Linked DNA regions of Homo sapiens: region 2 is linked to region 1. A link is a loop called in an ENCODE intact Hi-C map of the cell type or tissue named here. Cell type or tissue: dorsolateral prefrontal cortex. All regions are shown on one strand.

Region 1 (8,000 bases):
CTGGGAGCGTAAGTCCTGTTGGAGGCACAACACTAACACAGAAAATAGGGAACAGTGAATCTCATGGGAAGAGTGGGCTACACCAGCCAGGAAAGACTTCCTGGAGGAAGTGAGGCTGACTGATCCTTGAAGGGTAGGGCAAACTTAGGGTGAAGTTTCTGAAGTGAGGAATCAAGACTCAGAAGCAGGCTGGACATAGTAAGGGCAAGATAGACCATTAAAGGAGGTGTACGGGGGCAGGAAAGGGTACTACTGGTCAGGGGGTCAAAACAGAGCTTTGTGGTAGGAAGTTAGAGGCCTTCAAATGCCAGATTTGGAACTGGGAATCTGATCCTAAGAGAAGGTGTATTGCATGTAGGTAGCCTGGTGATGGGTAGAGGAGTTCTGAGGAACTCTGGGCTGCTCCTACATAATGTGGTGGAGTGGCCCAGACTGACTCTGTCGACAACTGTGTCCCCTGGGGAGGTTGGTGGCTTTCTAGAGCCAGTCACCATTTCTTTATTTTAAACGTGGGATAATGACCCCAACCTCATGAAGCTGCTGTAAGGATTGTTGTGCACAAACATGGAGACTGGTGCCTGATGGATAATCAGTGCTTGATAAACATAAGGTGCCCAACAGCATGAGGCAGACCACACAGAGCAGCTGCGGGCAGGGAGAGATGACTCAGCTGGAAGAGCATACCCTTGGTAATATGTCCTGAACAGACTCTTGAGCCTTAACAAAGCAGTGCAAAATCCAGACACACAGGCAGCCCTCATCCTGGACACCCATTCCTTGGCTGTACCCAACAGACCACTGCTTTCAGGGAGCCGTGCCAGTGAGTAGCTGCCTTCCTTGGGGGAAGGAATTCCTAGAAAACACCAGAGCCTGCCTGGGCGGTATGTGGCAGTCACAGAAGCCCAGAACATTTCATTACCTAAATCTGTGTACAGTTTGAAGACATTTAAAAAATGTTTATGCTGACTTGCTGCACTTCTCTATGAAATCATTTTTTGAAATTACTCAGGAAATGAAAACATTTCCTCACTTTGATATTGAAATGCAGAAGGCGTGGGCCATCCACAGCTCCACTCTGGGCCTTCTGTGGTTCCTCAGGGCCAAACACAAAGCCTCAAACAAACACAGAAGGAACAATATCCCATTAGGGATTTTGTTGATGATGTACTTAAAAGTTATATTGTGTTTTAAAGTTCCATTATGAATGGGAACAATAGCCTCTGTGTTCGCTTTTATTGCCTCACCATACAACAATGCAATTTCCATTTGCTTTGTCTAATTTTCTCCATTCTTCGTGGTATTCCTAGTCCCCAGTCAATGCCCAGTACATAGTAGATGCTCAGTAAATGTTTGTTGAATAAGTAAGGATTCTCTAATTCAAGTCTGGCTGTGCCTCAATCCAGGAAGCTTTACAGAGAGCAGGTCCTGGGATTCCCTACCAGCCCGTTGGATCAGCCCCACCCTCTAAGTCTGTCTGCAAAGGCTGCTGTGAGAATACTTCAGCATCTGGATCCTTGATGAGACTATGAGGCTCCTGAGAGTGCATTGTGTGCCCCCTCAAACCTCCTGGCCCTACTTAGAAGTGTTTAGGAATTGGGATGCTGTCTTACTGTTCAATTCACTGAAGAATCCTCCCACAGTCATCACTTGGGAACACACTTTTGGACATGCTGGATAATTCTGCCAGGAAAAAAGTGAGCCTCTTGATAAAACTGTAAGGATGAGAGACATGCCCCTGTTTTGCTCTCAGTCCTGGGCACAGAGAACTGAACATTTCATGGGAAGAAGCTGGTGTTCACTAAATTGTACTCAGTATTGACAAACATTATCTGTTTCTCCTGGAAGGAGGCTTAGAGTGGGGTGTGTTTATTTTATTCATGGGCAATTAAGTGTTAGAGAGGCTTAGGGTCTTGCTAAGGTTGCAGAGCTGGGAGGCCCACTGATGAGGTCTTTCTTCCCAGGACTGTGCTCCCAGCCACTGCGGGGTGTGCCGGGCTGGTGCATGAGCCTTGGGAAACCATCAGGTGAAGTCACTTTGCAGAGAGCAGTAGGCTGGAAGTCAGAAGACCTCTGTCTGATCCCTGCTCTCAAACCTGATTCCTGTGGACTCGAGCAAGTTAATTACAACACGAGGGAGTTCCACGAACAATGAAAGCTCATCCAGTGCTCACCACCTTGAGAAGGGACTCAGCAATCCTCCTGCAAGCTCCTCCACTCCTTCCCTCCATGGTGCATTTCAGTCTCCAGGGACGGTGACTTGCGTGCTGCCTGGCTCCTCCTACCTCAGGGGTTCTCCTCGCTAAGCATGCTGGCCAGATGGCCAAGAACAAGGATGAGGGGTGAGTGGATGGAGGGTGCTGATCAGCTTTTTTGGAAGCCACTAGATTTATCTTTCCCCAGAGTGTGGGTATACCATCTGGGCCCCTGTGAGGATGTAAGCCCTTTGTTATGCACGGTATTCAAATGGGAGCTACAGAGCTGGACAGAGAGAGAGAAGGTGGGGAGAGAGAGAGGCTTTAGGCCCATTTTGTTACTGACTCCCTCAACTGCAGCACGGCCCAGGCTTCCTTGGGTGCGGTGGGGCAGGGGTGTCGCCTGCTCTGGTTGCTCCCTGAGCCATTATTTCACAGATATTAATTAAGTTGTGAAAGGAGTGTATTTAAAGTCCAGTAAATGACAATTGAAGTAATAAACAATGGCACCAGGTCATGGAGCCAGGAGATGGCTCAGCAATGATCTGTACCCGCCATGGCCTGAAGGTGTCCTCACTGCCTTCTTGTTTCATCCTACCCCCCAGTTAGCTGTCTCTTCCTTTAGCCTCTCTTCCCTTCTCACTTGTACCCTGGTTCCTTCCCCTCCCCTTCCCACTTACCTTCAATATTGGAGTTTAGGTCCCCTCTGCACATTTCATATTCTTTGCTGAATTTCAATGTCCCCTAATGCCAGTGACTGAGGGCTAGCAGAGGGTGGGGTGAGCTCTGCCTGAGCATTCACTGTTCTTCACTGTGGCAGGGTTGGGGACATAGATCTCGTAATTTTAAGATGGGGTGGGGAAAAACCATGGTGATCTTCCACTCTATCTCTCCCCTAAAGAAGGATTTTCCAATGACCAGTGTGCAAAATTATTTTGAATGGCATAAGGTGAACATGGCTATTTATAGGTATGTATTTAACTGTATGTTAAAATATGTACAATTAGTATGTCAAACCTACTATTTCTAAGTTACAAGTAGTAGTATCTTAAGGATAAGTCGTTAAAATGAGTTTATTCAAAGTCTAGTAAAAAGAACAGGAGTAAATACAAGTAGAGTCCAGATATGGCAAGAACCCTCAGAGGTAATATGGGAATGACTAACGTGTTGGAACACTGCCCGGGGGAATCTGAAATAGGAGAGCTCATGGCTGAGAGGACACAGTTCCTTCTGAAAGCAGCCCATGTGTTCCATATGAGAAATTCAAATTCGTCTCATTAATAGAACTTGGACTCATTTTTCTGTCACTAATATCCTTTTCATTTCAACAGACGTTAACCCTCAACCCCAATGCCAAAGTAAAACAGAAACACATCCTACACACATTTGACAGTCAGATCTTCCCTGCTAAAAACATCTTTTTTCTAATCCAGTGGGGTGGGGAGTAGGGTAATTGTCTTTATTTAAGGTCAAAGACTCAGGAAGGGGCAGAGCCAAGCGTCAGACCTGAGTCTGTCTGGCTTTAGAGACCATGCCCTTTCTCCTACTTTGCTAGAGGAGCTGTAAAGTCTCTTCAAATTCTATAAAATCTATGACTTGAATTAAGGATATTTTAATTTTTCTCCATGCCCTTTGAAAAATAAAACTGACCTTATATTTTCCTGGGGCTGGCTGATTCCTTTAACTCTTGCAGGCATTTTAATTAGCATCAATTCCATGTATTCAAGGAAATGAATTTTTATTTCAAATGGTACAGGAACCTCTAGAGGGAAGAAAGGAAAAAAAAATTAGCAAATGGAATGTTCAGTGCTCAAAACTCTTTCTAATTTAAAAATGTAACATCATAAGTGCCTAAATTAAACAGCTAGGGTGCTGTGCAATACTAATAGTGTATCCTTTAGTCTGCAGCAGCAGTGGCAGACAAAGGCTGGAAAAAAAGCAGACAAGAGCCCTCCCCAGTGTCTGTGCCCCCAAGTTATACTGTCAGGGGGCTCTCCTTGAATATGGAAATTGGCAATTTTCTGAAGTCTGTTGAGCACACTGTCTTCTGCTTTGTCAGAGGTTTCACTCATAGCAAACTGACTTTCCGTAAATTACGTTATAATACGTCAAGGATCGTACTGCAGCCAGGGCTTTGTAGTCATTGCTGGAACCAGCAGGAGTCAGTGGGACTTCAAGGTCTCAAAATGACTTAAATTAAGACCAAGACTGATTATAGAACTTTAAGTAGATTTTATTGATGGCATGATGCTCTCAGCTTGTGAGAGTCTTGTAGTATTCTTAACCCTTCAAGAGTCTTTCACAAAGATTCTACTAACTTAATTTCTCTACCCCTTTCTGATTAGTTCTGTCTCTCCCTCAACACCGTACCAGAGCTGCTCATATATTAAGGATGTCTGGGGGCTAGGAGCGTTAATGGCAGTGAGAATATTAATAGAGTGGTAGAACAAATAATAACTCATAACATTGACTTTTGTTCTGAAAGTTCTTCAGGAGCTACTGTCGTGGGGAGGACAGTTTCTGAAAAGCTGCCTTGTCAAGTGGGTATGGCCCTCCTTTATTTCGATACTCCAGATTGCTTAACCATATTCTTTGATGCCCTCAGGCCAAATATCCAAAATTAAAAATTACTTAGCTCTTACATACCTGTAGTTAACAGGGACATTGTATATGAATGTTTAACCCAGGAAAGCTCAGTGCCATTAGTGGAGAACTGGAGGAAGCAGTTGGCTATCTACAATTACTCCACTTCTGATCACGTCATGCATTTTCTATCCTACATAATAATTTGGATCAGGCTTTGGCATAACTACTATTATTCTATTCCAACTACAAACATCCCCAGTTCTCATAAAGTGTATGGAGACTTTTCCTGCATCCTGATTATGAGTATTGGTCACATGACACTAAATTTTCTGCACAAAATGAGAGAGGAAGAGTGCTTGGAAGCAAACACCTGGGGTATTGGGACCATGTCAGTGACCAGTGACGAACATCTGTGTCTCTTTAGTGCTATGTTTTCAAGGACGGTGACAGCCATTCCAAACCCCGTAAATTAGTGTTAGGACGCGCAAGTAATTGAGTTACAAGCTGGCACCCACACTGTTGGTGAGTGGGTAGCTGTTTGTTTGTCTGTGATGGGCTCTTGTTTGCAGTGATTGTGCAGTTTTGTCAAGTTGCTCTCCTAGGAGATAAAGCACAATGGGTAGAAGAGGAAATTTAAGGACACTGGATGATGATTTACTCAGCTTCTTGGAAAAACAAGAGCGCCTTTCTCAGAAAAGATTCTAAGGGAAAGTAATTTGATTTTACCAAATGACTGCAAAGCCCAGTTTTAGAGTTCTCTGCTTCATCATCCTCATGCCTTCCTGATCCTGAAATCTCATTTTCTCTTCAGTGTCCAGTGGTTTCATGCTGTCCCCAGCTCCCCAAACAGCAGAGGGCATAACTAATACTGCTTCTGACTGCTTCCTGTTTCCCTCTCTGGCCAATTCTATCTAATGCAAATCATGTTCTGCTTAGAAGTTCCCAGCTTTTGCAGTGGAAGGTTTCCGATAATTCAATTGGTATTAATGGTTTATAATATGTTACATCTCTCAAGAGCATTTGTGACGTGCCAGAGGATAAATGTCATCCTTGGAAGGGATGAAGCTCTGTTGGTAGATTTTGTGGCACTGGAAGTAAGGTGCTGGGAGAGAATATCTTGGCGGGAGTGCTTTCCTGCTATTGTGTTTTGTTTAATGATTTGTCCCCATTCTCATGACTACTCCTGGAGATAGTTATGAAGAATTCTTCTAGGTCATGAACCAGGACCACATCAGCTGGGAACATTAGCTGGTCATGTGCTTCACTGCAGATAGAGATCCATCAAAGCCTCTTTTGAAAATGCCCAAAGCTAGATGTGGCCCATATGGGAAGCCTGGCAGTTGCCCCAGGCTCCTGATTCAGAGTTGATCTTATTTTATCTCACAAGGGCTCTGTGATCTCTTCGTCTGGAATAGGAGGCTGTGCTGTGGGGAAGAAAAGATAAAAAGAAGGAGTTCATATCCCCTTGGAATTAGGGTTCCGTGTGAAGAGACATGAAAGAGGCAGTAGGCAGAGTAGCTATAGCCACAGCCTTGGTGTAGCCCGCTGGGTTCTAGTTCTTGCTCTGCCATTAACTCTGAGTGGGCAAATTCCTGACTAAACTTGGGTGCAGATCAACTCCTTTCTCTAAGCCTTGGTTTCTTCACTATAAGAACAGGTGTTGGACCAGCTTAGCTCTCAGAACTCTCCCAGCCCCAATATTGGGTACAATATTATAGAATTATTTTGTCAAATGAGTGGACACTTTTTGAGTATTGATAATGTGCCAGGGGCTTTACATATATTTTTCTAATATAATAACAACTATATTATTACCTTCACTTTATACATGAAGATGCTGAGCCTCAGAGGGTTTGGGTGACTTATGGAAGATCACAGAATGGAAGTACTGGGACTAGGGACTGCCTGTCTCCAAGCACAGTGGTCCTGTCCTCTCTCTACCCTACTTTTAAACTGAGAGATTTAGCAGCCATTTGGTTTGGATTTTCTGTTGGCTTGCTACAGCACCCCCTGCTTTACTTTCAGCCTACCATTTTTCTTGCGATCACCTTGATGATAATAATGCTCACAGCAGCCAATATACTTCAGCTCTAACTATGTGCCCTTGAAGAGCTTACAATCAAGTTGAGGAGATAAGACATACTAATATGAAACATTAGGTAAAAATCACACAAATCATTCAAATGCATACATAGTTGTATATGAAACCATGTTGTTCCCACTCCATGTGCTTTCGAATTTTAGAAAAGAAAATGATGGGGGCGGTCAGAGAGCCCACGTATTACCTCCTCCTCTCAACTAGCGTCAATTGCAGTGCAGTTACTAGGCTGGAAGGTGCTGATATTAAAATCTACAGATGGGATCCATTGAATAATTTGTGTAGTTGTACATTTTTATTGTCACAGGTGTTTGGAGTTTTCAGTAAGTGATTTAAGATTAGGAGATAAAGAATGTAATTATTTCCCCCAAATGCAAATGGGCAGCTTTGATTACATTGGATGTGAGTTCTCGTATTTTTGTTCTCCATCTAAAATACAAATGAAAGTTTATTTCCTGCTATTCGTCCCAGAGAAATGAATTTTGTAAATGCCTATACAATGCCATGATATAAGACATTGGACAGAGTATTCCTGAAAACAGCATTGGGGAGATAATACAAGCTGAATAAATCTGTCTATTCAGCATAACAGCCAAAAATGGTGAGACTGTAGAGTGAAGAAGCAGAGACAAAAAACAAAACAAAACAAAAAAACTTTATTTTATGCAAGCAGGAGAGCTAATTGGAGGTTTCAAGAATGCCACAAAGCAAACCACAGTAAGTATCACAACTCAGGTGGATACTTCTACAACCTGGTAGACACCTATTTCTGCAAATTCCTGTCATTTTTGTAACTACACCAGGCCTTCCACAATCCAAGTTGTAATCTTCTACCAACTTCTGCAAAGATGGTACAATCTGCAAAGTTAGAATAAGCCTTTTCCACACCATTAAATTTTAACATTTCACAAGTACTTGGCTACTAACACAGCATTACTTTTAATGAGAAATCTCAAAGCTGATTTCTCACCAGCTGTCACTGTTGAATTGTTTGATGTTAAATCCTTCAGCAAGACTGAGGGAGACAGAGAAAGAGCTATATAGTGACATTAATTGCTTAATCAAAATATGTTAGTTTGGAAATGTATAGACATTGCATATTTACTATTTTGAAGGCAGTAAAT
Region 2 (8,000 bases), 110 kb after region 1:
CATTTTTTGGTTGTCTTAATGGGAGATTATAGGTTGCTGTGACATCTAGTGAGTAGAGGCCAAGGATGCAGCCAAACGTCCTACAATATACAGGATAGCCCCACACCAAAGAATTATCTGGCTCAAAATGTCAATAATGTTGAAGTTGAGAAATCCTAGTTCAAAAGGCAGAAGACCTCAGTTTTAGTTTCTATTCTGCATCTAGCTCAGAATGTATCCCTGGAAAAATTATTTCCTTTCTGTGATGCTGAGTTTTTTCATGTGTAAAACAAAGGGCCAGACTGTTTTACTGGATGATCTCTAAGGTATTTCTGGCTTTGTTATCCTGTGGATCCTGGGCAATTAGAATTTTATTTGTGGCTCTTGAAGTGGTCTTGAAAGTCCTCATGAATTGTACCAGTGTTTCAAGCAAAAGCAATGGAAAGGTTTTAGAAGGCATCAATAAATACATATAGACACTTCACATATTCTGCAATAGGAAAAATGTCTTTATATCATACTGTATCTGGGCCATAGTGGATGGTTGCTCTTAAATTTTATCTTCTTACTGTAATTAAGTTGCCCATTCTGAACCAGACAATGACTGTGTCCACAGTCCAGCTGCATACTTCATGTTGTGTTGGTGCCTTTGGGGCACCTGTATGAGTTTTGTCTTGCAGTGTAACAAAGCATCACACATTTAGTGGCTTAAAATAATACCCATTTGTTATCTCACAATTTTTGTGCATAGGAGACTGGGCACAGCGTGACTGGGCCCTCTGTTCACAGTCTCACCCAGCTGAAAGAAAGGCTTTGGCTGGGCTGCACTCTCCTCTGGAGCTCAGGGTCCTCTGCCAGGCTCACCAGCTGTTGGCAGAATTCAGTTCTTTATTGTCCTAGGGTAAGGTCCCGGCTTTGTTGCTGGCTGTCAGCTGGGGGATGTTCTCAGCTCCTAAAAGGTTTTGGAAAGATAACAGCAGGTAGTACACATATGCCAAGCACTTTATTTAATCCTGTAAAGAAGGGGTCAGCAAACTTTTTCGTAGTGGATCTAATAGTAAGTATTTTAGGCTTTGCAGGTCAACAGGTGACGTTTAGGCCATTATGTAGGTACTTAATCTAACCATTTAAAATGTAACCATTTAAAAATGTAAAAACCATTCTTAGTCTGCAGGCTCTAAAACAGTGGCTGAATTTAGCCTGTGGGTTGTGGCCTGCAATTCCCTGTTCTGAATAATCCCAGGAGGTTAACGTAGGTATGGATGAAATTATATCCCACTTTGAATGAAATCAACTGAGAGACAGGGCCTCTAGTTTACCTGCCTGGCTCTCAGCATCTAGGGAGGTCTGATTCTAATTCCCAGGTAGGATTCTCCAAGGCCCGGATGACAGCCCCTGTGTGGGGAAATTATTTTCTCATATTCCATGGAGATTCTAACTCTGAGCCTTTCTCTCAAGTCCTCAAGAAAGTGTCAGGGCCAGAAGATGGAAAATCAGTCTAGTCTCGGGCCTATCTTTCCATGTGTGAGTTTCCTTATCTTGTAAGTACGCAGAATATTGCATCAGACTTTTTCTCCCACTTTGGGCAAAGAACACTGGCTGATGAGGGTGGCTGGGAGCAGCTAGGGCTCTTTTGAGGGGGAAATGAGAAGAAACTATGGTGAATATGTAGGCTTTCTTCATCAGAATAACCCTTTATCTCATCATTGATTTCCTTTCCTGACCATCAGAATCACCTGAGGAGCTTTCTAAACACATTCTTGGGCTTCACCCCTTAAAAAAAATTAATTTAGTATGTCTGGAGTAGACCTGGTCAGAATTGGTTTGAAACCTAGTAGGCATTTCTGATACAGGGCCAAATTTGGAAGCCACTCAAGAGGTGGGTGTTTCCCAGAAAAATCCTCTCTGGTGGTAAGAATCATCAGGGGTGCTTATCAAACTAGGAGCCGCCCAGGCCCCTGCCCACCTGGTTATTGTCATCAAGGATGGTTGGGATATACTGCACATTTTTTTCTTTCAATCTCTTTCTACCCCAGATTTTCCACACTTGACTGATACAGCTGGCCTTCCCAGAAATGAGGCCAGTGGGCCTGGGGTGAGTTCTGGGTAGCTATACAGCTAATAAGCACCCCAGTTGAATCTGATGTTCTCCAAAGTGTGGGAACCACTGGGAGGAACAAACTGAGTAAGTGCCCCTGGCCATCAGGTGGACTCAGAGTTGGCTGCTAGTAAACACTTAATTAGACTTTAATGACATTTAATCCAAGCCAAACAGTGTATGTTTGAAATTGCAAAGGTCTTTTAAATTTAGTGGCACTGAACCCAAACACTATGCACAAACACAGTTCAGATTCTGACTAGAGGGCATTATTTATGCCAGGATTAAAAGCAGCTGGTGGCTCGCTGGGTACCTCCTACAAGGCCTTTAGTCCAGGCATGAAGGCAGTTCAGATTTAAGAGTCTGTATTCTACGTCTCCCCTTATATTTCTTTCCCTGGGAACTTTGTTCTAGGCAGGGGCTGTATGAACCAGTCCCAAGTTTGATCTTGATCAAGGCTATCATGAAAGCCAAGATTTCTTTTCTCCTCAGAGGCCTTGGTTATGGTATGATGCAGTGGTTTGTACATATTTTAAGATAATTTTTTTGAAATATAATGAAGGATACAGAACTTAGTGCCGTAAAAAATTCTTGGAGAATTTTACATAAGTTTCAGGGGATTTATGGATCCCCTAAGTCATTTCAGGAACCCCATCTTTAGACTCCACGTAATGACCGCCAAAAAGAGCCTGTGTTTGAAAACAGAGTCAGTATGCCTGTCAGTCAGCAGTCAACAAGCCATACAAGAAATAACAGTTTATTTCTTAGTCTGTGAAATGGCAATGCTAATAGCATGCTCTTTATATCTACAGGATAGTTGTGAAAAAAATATGCCAGGGATGTGAAAGCATCAGGAAGGGTTAATAAGGCTATATTGACACGCACAATCCTGCTATTAAGTTAAAACTTCTTTTTTTCTTGTCCTAAGGCACTAGAGTTTTTCCTCAATCTCATTAAGACATTGTGTGTATATAATCAAACATTTGAAAGAGCATGAAAGACAGAACATTTCTCAATGATCGAATTGAATTTAACACATATTATTGAGTCCCTTGCTGGTCTTTACTCTTGGACACCTCCCCTCCCCCACCTGCCTCCTCTTTTAAACACCTGCTCTTTCTTTGGGTCTTGGCTCAGGTGTCACCTCCTGTGTTAAGCCTTCCCCAGTACACCCCCTCCCTATCCAAGTTGACACATCACCAAAGGACCTTGATAGCATAACCTTGAAACTGCTTGTTCCCCTAGGAGTCTCCTCTCCCAAAGGGGCATCTTGAAGTCAGGGAGGTTGACCTCAATCCTAGCACAGAACAGAACTGTCTGTTAAATACAAATCTACATAAATGAGCATAAAGCCCTATACTTGTTGGCTGAGATGAACGTGACAGAGGCCCTGCCTTCAAAAGTTTTATTCAGAGGAGGAAGGAAGCTGACATGAGAGAGATACAAGAGAGCACTGTGTTGTTTAGAGACTGGTTTGGTGTCCGTTCAACTGGGGACATCAGGATAGGCTTTCTTGTGGGAGATGATTCTCGAAATAGCCATTGGGAGATGACTAGGTCTCAGGGGCTGCATTAAATAGAGCAGGAAAGCCTGGAGCAGAGACACAGAGGGGAGAAAAATGGGGCCTTGTCAAGGTAGCAGCTGTGCAGTCACTTTGCCTGGCACACAGGTCTCATGTGTAGGGGAAGTAGGAGCAACAATGAGAGAAGAGCACTGGGACAAAAATGCAGAGGATGTTCACTGACAGCTGGGATCTGTACTTAATGGAGAGCCAGGAAGGGTTAGAATGGCATGATTGGAATAGAGGCATGGGGAATCAAAGTGTCATACCTTAGCCACTGAGAGACTAACTCTCAATGTTCTACAACTTCTATAACTTCCAGTGGTGCAAAATACTAATTATTTATTTTAAAAATATTTATTAAGCACCTACTGTGTGCTAAGCTCTGTTCTAGAAACTTAGAATATATCAGTAAGCCAAAAAGTGTTCTCTGCCTTGGTGAAGCTTACATCACAGCTGAGGTAGAAGTGGAACACGGACAATAAATAACAGACATAGCAAATTATATGCACGCACACACACATGTATATGTGTGTGTGTATGTGTGTGTGTGTATATATAATGATATATAATAAGTTAGATACAAAATGAGGAAAAAAAACCTGAAAACACAGAAGAGGAGGAAAGGGAAGATTTAGTGTCAGGGTTTGCTTGACTGTGAAGATGATATTGAGCAAAGTTTCGAAGGAAATGAGGGGATGCACCCTGTGCTATCTGGCTCTGATGTTTTCAGCAGAGGCAACTGCCATTGCAAAGGTCTGGCTATTTAGGGAAAGCCTGGAGGTCAGGCAGTATTAGAGGTGGGCGGATCAAGCAGGGCTGTGGGCCATGGTCAGAACATAGGCTTTTCCTTTGTGAAATGGGAGCTACAGCAGGGGTTTGAGCAGAAGAGTAATGTGATCTGACTTACATTGTGATAGGGCCTCTCTGCTCCTATATTGAGAAGAGGTTACAGGGCTCAAGAGCAGTGTCAGGGAGACCACTTAGTAGGCCACTGCAGTAACAGCTGAGAGTGCCAGTGGCTTATATCAGCAGGTGAGAAGTAGTGGGATTGTGGGTGGGTATGTTTGGAAGGCCGAGCTAACAGGATTTCCTGATGTGTTCTATCTGAGGTGTGAGAGAAACAAAGAAGTCTAAGATGCCTACAAGATTTGGCACCTAAACAACTGGAAGGATGGAGGTGTCATTGCTGAGTTGGAGGAAGGATGCGGGTGGAGTAGGTTGGAGAAGGATGACCAGGCATTCACGTTAGAACGTTCTGTCTGCTGTGCCTTATAGCTTCCAAGTGGAGATGTGAAGTAGGCAGTTGGATGCCAAAGCCTGGAGGTTGGGAGAAAAGTCTGACTGCAGAAATAAATTTAGGACAATTGGTAAACAGCTAGTCTTTTAGGCCACGGGACATTCAGATGTTCAAGAGAAGAGATAGGATGAGAAAAGGAGATAGAATAAATGGCCAGTGTGTTAGGAGGAAACCAAGAGAGTCAAGTGTCCAGAAGCAAAGTAAAGACAGTATAGAAGGAGCGTGGAAGAGACTAGTGAGATGCCCACCCAACAGGTCCTTTTTTTCCTGAGCACATAACTAGTCTACATTTCACAGTCTCCCTTGAATTTGGGTCCATCCATGTGACTGAGTTCTGGACGGTGCAATGTGGGTGGAAGTGATCTATGCCCCCTCCTGGTCTAGCCAGTAAGATCTCCTGCAATCTTTGAGCAGTAGAGGACCCCGTAGCCTTCAGTAATAGTGGAACCCCAAGGTGGGAGGATCTGGCTCCTGAATGTCTACATGGAGTAGTACCCTCCCCTCCCAAATTGGAATGTGTCGTGGGCAAGAAACCTTTATTATTTTAAGCCACTGAGATTTGAAGTTGGTTTTTACAGCCTTAAGTGTACTCTGACAAAGATAGGGAGTGATCAAGTGCTGCTGCTAAGTCAAGTAAGATTAGGACTGAGAAAGGATCATTGCATGTAGCAACCTGGAGGTCATGGGTGACCTTGAAAAGTATAGTTTAGGGGAAAGGTGAACAAAAATCTGATTGAACTTGCTCAGTAGAAAATGGGAGGACATTAAAAAGGTGATAGTGAGGCAGGACCCACTCCATTTTTAGGAACATTACTGCAAAGGATAACAAAGAAATAGGATGTTGGCTGATGAGGGAAGAGGGGTTAAGAGAAAGTGTGGGTTTTTTTTTTTTTTTTTTTTTTTTTTTTTTGGTTTTTAAGATGGGAGAAATATGCACATCCTGTGCCATTTGTTGGTAGAAAATGTTAGCTCTTTTCCTGAGACCACGGTGCAATTTGGCGCATGGCCCGTGCCTCTGCCAGTCACCTGGGATAGCTATTTGTTTCTGCCTGAATGGCAAATGATATCATTTTGAAAGGCCTCCTGGTGCCTGATAGATTTGTTAGGGAGCCTGACAGCTTTAATGGACTTAGCTGACAAGACAATGGCTTCTCCTGGCAGTGCTTGTTTTGGAGAGATTCCAGGGATGGTAATGAGCAGTGGTAGGAACAATGACAGAGGAAGAGGAGGGAGAGGCTGCAAAGATTTTGCTTAAGGTAGAACCTGGAGCATGGTAAGAAAATAACCCGCAAGATTCTGTCTAATTGGCAGATGCCAGAGGAGGAAACAAAGTTGCTGGAGAAATGTGTCTCTCCAGGGTCTTGGTTAGGAGGAGGCAGCTAGGACCACTCCTTGAGAAGACATCCTCTTGCAGTTAATCTCCCTAGATCTCTTTCTTTCTGTCCCCCATTTTCAAAGAAAAAGTATCTTTTGGGATACAGTGTGGCATGTTAGACTCAGCTTTGAATTCCTGCTTCACCATTTTCTACCTGGGTGATCTTGAATAAATCATTTAACTTTTCAAATCTTTAATTTCTCTTTCTGGAAGATGGAAATAATATCTGAAATAGCATATGGCATGTGGAAGGTGTTCATAAGTGGTAGTTGTTTTTATTTGGGGCCACCCAAAAACATGTTTTGGCCTAGAGAGGCAGGGCAGGGCACTACCCAGAAGCTAAGACTGATGCCAGACCTCACGGCTTATCATCTGTCCCTTTCTCTCCAAACTTGCACGAGTTACTCACCCTTTCTCTGTGCCTTGGCTCATCATCTGTAAAGTGAGGTTTATCACAGTACCTACCCCACATCCTTGAGGGGAGTATTAACAAATGAATACATGTAAAGTACCTAGTATCTGCCACATAATCACTTCTCAGTAAATTAGCTGTTGGAATTATTTGCATGTGTATGTGTTTGTTTTTGTGTTAATTTGGGAAAAGGCAAATCCTTGGATTAGTTGATTGTAAAAGAAAGGCTTTACTGTCAAGGACAAAACTTGGGAGTGGCGGTAAGCTCTGGAACTAAAGGTAACAGTGTGATGATCAGCCTGTCACTCCAATATGCCCAAATGTCCCTGCCTGGGGAAACTGGATGTGCTGAGGGTAACCTTCTCTCATCTGAAGGGCAACGTGAGCCTTCTTGAGGTCCTTGCCATTGCCTAGGGTCTTATTCCCCTGGTTACTGCCACCACAGGCAGCTGAACTGCAGTGGAGGTTGTAATTGTCAGGTCTGTCTGTCCCGCTGTCCCCCATTCTGGCTATATGAGGCCACTGGGGAGAGATAGTCAATCCCTAAGGACAGTACATTGATGGGCCTCATGACACTATTGACTTGCTAATGATTCTTGAGGGGCTCAAATATGAAAGGGAGTTGGGGAATCAGGAGGGGTGAGGGGAGGTGGGTCAGAGTGGAAGAGGGAGGCTTATGAAAAGAGGGTAGGCATTTTCTGTAAGTTACGGCCCTTGTTCCATCCAGGAAGAGGGAAGACCTATTATTTGAATCTTCACGTTGAGGAAATCAAAAGTCAGATAGGTTAAGTAACTTGCCAAAGATCACACAGCATCCAAAGGTGTTTGCTGGGATTTAACTACCAAATCCTATGGGTTTTATTTCTTTATCATTATACCTACGTGTGGTTCAACTGAATTCAAATGCGTATTGAGCTCTCATGGAGTCCTTAGTGACACAAGGGAGACATAGATGCCACAGAGGCAGAAGGTGTGATATCTGCCTATAGGGCATGCACAGTGTAGATAAGAAGACAAAACAGATGTGCCTGAAGCACCTGAACATGGGATAAATATTTAAGGATTAAGTTAGTCACACCTTGAAGTAGGAGTTTAGAGGAAGACAATTTCCAGGTGCTACATGGTTCACAAAAGGTGGGAATATGGGAGGGAGATTAAACTGAGGCTGGAGAGCAGAAAAAATTAGGAAAGCCACAGAGGAGGTAAGGAGGATTGAGGATTGGGTACAGTTGTTGTTTGGACCTGACCCGCCCCCCACCCACACACACACACAGC

The links. Peaks named below come from ENCODE experiments on the same cell type or tissue, not always from the same donor. Only the 100,000 strongest peaks of a DNase experiment are listed, where the experiment ranks them.
Region 2: a loop joins it to region 1, with 2.1 times the contacts of the local background. A loop is called at or near these places in 2 of 110 quality-filtered maps.

Annotation. Positions count from the first base shown.
Region 1 is chr3:140,090,603-140,098,602 of GRCh38, forward strand. The region is part of intron 1 of CLSTN2 (calsyntenin 2); the gene reads left to right. Among named protein-coding and RNA genes, the nearest start is that of CLSTN2, 160 kb to the left of the region's middle. In dorsolateral prefrontal cortex, a CTCF peak has its summit at 5,639 (motif pointing right); DNase peaks (open chromatin) are centred at 794 and 3,375.
Region 2 is chr3:140,197,644-140,205,643 of GRCh38, forward strand. All of the region lies in intron 2 of CLSTN2 (calsyntenin 2), which reads left to right. Among named protein-coding and RNA genes, the nearest start is that of CLSTN2, 270 kb to the left of the region's middle. RefSeq lists enhancers at 1,020-2,219, 6,399-6,971, 6,972-7,543. In dorsolateral prefrontal cortex, no CTCF peak of the experiment used is centred here; a DNase peak (open chromatin) is centred at 748; H3K27ac peaks cover 735 bases.